2 separate regions of the Homo sapiens genome follow, and region 2 is linked to region 1. A link is an interaction called in ENCODE POLR2A ChIA-PET data of the cell type or tissue named here. Cell type or tissue: CD4-positive, alpha-beta T cell. All regions are shown on one strand. Region 1 has its middle 55 kb from the start of IL1RL1. Region 2 overlaps IL1RL2 (interleukin 1 receptor like 2).

What was found. ChIA-PET counts read pairs that join two places held together with the same protein. Peaks named below come from ENCODE experiments on the same cell type or tissue, not always from the same donor. Only the 100,000 strongest peaks of a DNase experiment are listed, where the experiment ranks them.
Region 2: POLR2A ChIA-PET joins it to region 1 with 6 read pairs; 4 of 35 experiments call an interaction of 5 or more read pairs at or near these places.

What each region holds. Positions count from the first base shown.
Region 1 is chr2:102,255,015-102,257,514 of GRCh38, forward strand. No RefSeq gene overlaps it. Among named protein-coding and RNA genes, the nearest start is that of IL1RL1, 55 kb to the right of the region's middle. In CD4-positive, alpha-beta T cell, no CTCF peak of the experiment used is centred here; a DNase peak (open chromatin) is centred at 1,447; H3K4me3 peaks cover 331 bases.
Region 2 is chr2:102,201,634-102,204,133 of GRCh38, forward strand. IL1RL2 (interleukin 1 receptor like 2) reads left to right here. Exons shown (of 12, transcript NM_003854.4): 5 at 1-82. Among named protein-coding and RNA genes, the nearest start is that of IL1RL2, 16 kb to the left of the region's middle. In CD4-positive, alpha-beta T cell, no CTCF peak of the experiment used is centred here; no DNase peak of the experiment used is centred here.

The sequences.
Region 1 (2,500 bases):
CTTAAGTTTCTTTAAAATTTCTTCTCAGAAATTGTTTTGTTGTTGCTATTGGGAATGTTTTTTTCCATTTTTTTTTCTCATAGTTACTTCCAGGCTGATGAAATCCTGGTTTTTCTACTTTTATTTTAACTTGTCAACTGCTGTTTATTTTATTTTATTGGCAGATTTATTTTGTTTATATAGACAATCATAACCGGAAATAGTAATAAACTTGTCTTTTTCTTTCCATTATTTGTGGAGTTTGTTTCTTTTTTCTGTCTAATTTTTAGACTGTCTAAAATTTTGCTTAATAGGAATGAGAGGGGACATATCTCTATGGTTTTACTCTTAGCTATGATGTTGGCTGTTTTTATTTTCTTTAAAAATTTTAATTATTTTACATTTAAATTGTTTTAAATTAAATGATCTTCTAGGCTTAGTTGACTAAAAGCTTTAAGTTTTGAAAATTTGTATTGAATTTTGTCATAGGAGTCTTCGGCATATATTAAGATGATTATATGATTTTTCTTCTTTGACTTTTTGGTATGATGAAGCATATTGATACATTTCCTGATATTAAGCCATCTTTGAATTCCTGAGTATACAGTGTACTTATATTTGTTAATGTGCTTCATTTATCTAATTTTATTTGGAATTTTCATTTATATTTGCAAATGAAATTACGAATGAATGTTTACATTTACTAACTCTGTCCTGTAGAAATTATGCTGGCTTGCCAGGTGTGGTGACTCACACCTGTAATCCCAGCACTTTGGGAGGCTGAGGTGGGTGGATCACCTGAGGTCAGGAGTTCAAGACCAGCCTGGCCAACATGGTGAAACCCCATCTCTACTAAACAAAACAAAACAAAAACAACAAAGAAACAACAACAACAAAGTAGCCAGGCATGGTGGCAGGCACCTGTAATCCCAGCTACTTGGGAGGCTGAGACAGGAAAATCGCTTGAACCCAGGAGGTGAAGGTTGCAGTGAGCTAAGAAAGCACCATTGCACTCCAGCCTAGGTGACAAGAGTGAAACTCTGTCTCAAAAAAAAAAAAAAAAAAAAAAGAAAAGAAAAGAAATTATGCTGGCTTTATAAAGCAAATTACAAACCTTTTCATCTTTTAATAAGCTCTGGCAGTGTTAATATAGGCTGGAAATTATTTCTTCTTTACAGATGTGAAGGCAATTATCTGAGTCAGGTACTACTTTGGTGATTATTCTTAAATTATATTTGTTATTTCTAACACATTTATTGATTTGATTCTTTTTTATTTCTTTAATAATAAATAAAAGTTTGGTAATTTACTCTTATCTAGAAATAATGCACATATAATTTTCTAATTAATTACTATATGGAGATATAATCTTTCTAAAAGCAGTTAATGTTCTGAATGTATATTGTTCTTTGTTTCATCTCTAACTTTGTTTACTTTCACTTTCACTTCTCCCTCCTGTGACTTAACTAGGCAGAGATGCCTATTTTACCATCTACCCTCTATTCCACTTGAATTTATCAATGCAAACATTTTCTCTTAACCAATTAATTTTATCTTTAAGTCCTTCTCCCTCTTTTTTTTCAAGTTTATTTGTGACTCTCATGATTGTTTTCTAAATTCTCAGGATAAGTACTTAGCAACTTCATTCAAATACTTTATTTTTTTTTTTTAAGAATTAAACAATTGCCCTCCCAGTACAGCTTTGGCTGTATTCCAGAAGTTTGCTATGCAGCGTTCTTCTGGGTATTTTATTAATATTGAGATACTTAAGTTTTGATTTTTGATTTTTGAGTTTCATTTTAAACAATGTTGTTGCCTTTCTTTTTTCCTAGCGGTTCAGTTTGTTTGCATGTAACATTGTTAATTATTTCTAGCTATATTTCATGGTAATCAGAAAACAGAGTCTTTACCAATCATAATATAATGTTAAGTAACCTCTTGGCATAACTACTGTACTTCTACTGGCATTAGAAGCAAGATGATAATTTTCCTATTATAACTTTAGTGTCCAGTTTCCACATTCTCACATTTCTTTACTCACCAATTGTTAACTGTACGGGACAATGTTGAGCCAAGCATGACGGGGACATAATTGAGGACTGCAGTTAATGTGCTGTTGCCAGAGAGCAAATGTAAAAGGGATCTTCACCATTAGCCTGTCTCACCCTTTGCCCCTCCGCGCTTAGGGGCTGGTAAGGGTACTGTCACCTCAGGGGCAAGAGATGATGAGGATTTGGGCTATAGGTGTTGAGGATTTGGGACTCTGTTGTAAGTAGAAGCTGGCTAGGATGGCTGAGGGTTCAATCTCCTTGGTGGAAGACCCAGGGAGACTGTGGCAGTGAGGGGTGAGTCTCAGGGAGGTGAGTTGCTACCCATACAAGCAAAGCTGCTTCTGGAGGGCACACTCAGGATATCACAGAGGAGTCTGGGGTCCCCGTCTTGGTGTCTGGAATGAGCACTGGGTCAGGAGCTGATCGAGTGTATGCCTCTGTCTGCCCTGGTCTTGCTGGCCATTAGCAAT
Region 2 (2,500 bases), 53 kb before region 1:
AGAGGGAACTACGCGTGTCAAGCCATACTGACACACTCAGGGAAGCAGTACGAGGTTTTAAATGGCATCACTGTGAGCATTAGTAAGTATGCTCATGTATGCCTGTCGCCTTGTATTCTCTTGGCTTTGTGTGAACTGGCTTCTGGCTTTGGGTTTTGGGCTTTGAGCAGGAGTGATTCTAGGTCTTGGTTTCCCTGAAGGCTAGTAGGCTCTCAGACCTGCCACTGTTAGAATCAGAAGGTGGGAAGAGTGAGGCAGAAGGGCATGAGCAGCTTAGTTTCCTCTTCTGAACAACAGAACACTCAAAACTCTTGGTTGATTTGTGAAAATTAAATGAGATCATGCACATAGACTAGCTGCTGGGGTACCTGATGAAACACAAGTATCTAGACAATAGTAGATGTGATGAACATGACTGTCATTCACCTCAGCCTTCATTGTCGTGAATATTCCTGCGGGCCTTCCAGCTGAGGCCTCCCCTGCCTCAAGTGCCGCAGAGCTCAGAGTTCTGGATATGGTCCTGGGATATCCTGCTGCTCATGGACCTGTGTTCTCAGCCCAGAGCAGCCAGCTCTCTTGAACATATGCCTGGAGGTTTGAAAGTAGAATCTTAGGGGAAGAAGAAACCCTAAAAGTAAATTAGCTCAAGCCACTAATTTAATTTAATTTTTTTAATTTTCAATTTTTGTGGGTACATAATAGGTATATATATTTATATATAGTATGTGCATATATTACATAATAATAGGTGTATTATATATATAATAATGGGTATATGATATATTAAACACATAATAAGTGTATATATTACATAATATGTGTATATTTATAATCCATGAGCATAGAATATTTTTTCATTTTTTGGTGTCCTCTTCAATTTCTTTCATCAGTGTTTTATAGTTTTCATTATAGAGATCTTTCACTTCTTTGGTTAATTCCTAGGTATTTAATTTCGTTTAATTCCTATGTATTTTAATATTTTTGAAATGATGATATGGTTTTATGTGTGGCTATTGTAAATGGGATTACTTGTAAAATATCTTTTCACATTGTTCACTGCTGGCATATAGAAATGCTACTGATTTTTGTATGCTGATTTTGTATCCAGCAACTTCACTGAATTTATTAGTTCTAATAGTTTTCTTGTGGAGTCTTTAGGTTTTCCCAAATATAAGATCATATCATTTGCCAACAATGATAATTTGAATTCTTCTTTTCTAATTTGGATGCCGTTTATATCTTTCTCTTGTCTGATTTCTCTAGCTAGGACTTCCAGTACAATGTTGAATAACAGTGTTGACAGTGGGCATCCTCCTCGTGTTCCAGAACTTAGAGGAAAGGCTTTCGGTTTTTCCCCATTCAGTATGATACTAGCTGTGGGTCTGTCACATATGGCTTTTATTACATTGAGACATGTTCTTTCTACTTCCAGTTTTTTGAGGGTTTTTATCATGACCTGCTGAATTTTATCAAATGCTTTTTCCGCATCAATTGCAATGACCATATGGTTTTTAGCCTTTATTCTGTTGATATGATGTATTACATTGATTGATTTGCAAATGTTAAACCATCCTTGCATCCTAGGGATGAATCCCATTTGGTCATGATGAATGATCTTTCTAATGTATTGTTGAATTCTGTTTGCTAGTACTTTGTTGAGGATTTTTGCATCAATATTCATCAGAGATACTTGCCTATAGTTTTCTCTCTCTTTTTTTTTTTTGATGTGTCTTTGTCTGGTTTTGGTATCAGGGTAATAACTGGCCTCATAAAATGAATTTGGTAGTATCTTCTCATCCTCTATTTTTTTGAATAGTTTGAGCAGGATTGGTATTAGTTCTTCTTTAAATGTTTGTTAGAATTCAGTGGTGAAGCCATCCAGTCCTAGACTTTTCTTTAATAAAGAGACTTCTTTCTCTTTAATAAAGATACTTTATTAAAATTTCTATATTGTTACTTGTTATTGGTCTGTTTAGGTTTTGGATTTCTTCCTGGTTCAATCTTGGTAGGTTGTATTTGTCTAGGAATTTGCCCATTTCTTCTAGAGGGATTTCCTATTCATTGGCATACAGTTGCTCATAGTAGCCATTAATAATCTTTTGGATTTCTGCAATATCAGTTGTAATGTCTCCTTATTCATTTCTGGTTTTATTTATTTGTATCTCCTCTCTTTTTTGCTTAGTCTGGCTAAAGGTTTGTCAATTTTGTTTCCCTTTTTAAAGAACCAACTTTTTGTTTCATTGATCTTCTGTGTTTTTTTCATTTCAATTTCATTTATTTCTTCTACTAATTTTGGGCCTGGTTTGCTCTTGCTTTTCTAGTTCTTTAAGATACATCATTAGATTGTTTGTTTGAAGTTTTTCCTCTTTTTTGATGTAGGCACTTATAGCTATAAACTTTTCTCTGAGTACTGCTTTTGCTGTATCCCATATGTTTTAGTATGTTGTGTTTCCATTATTTGTTTCAAGAAATTTTTCAGTTTCCTTCTTAATTTCTTCAT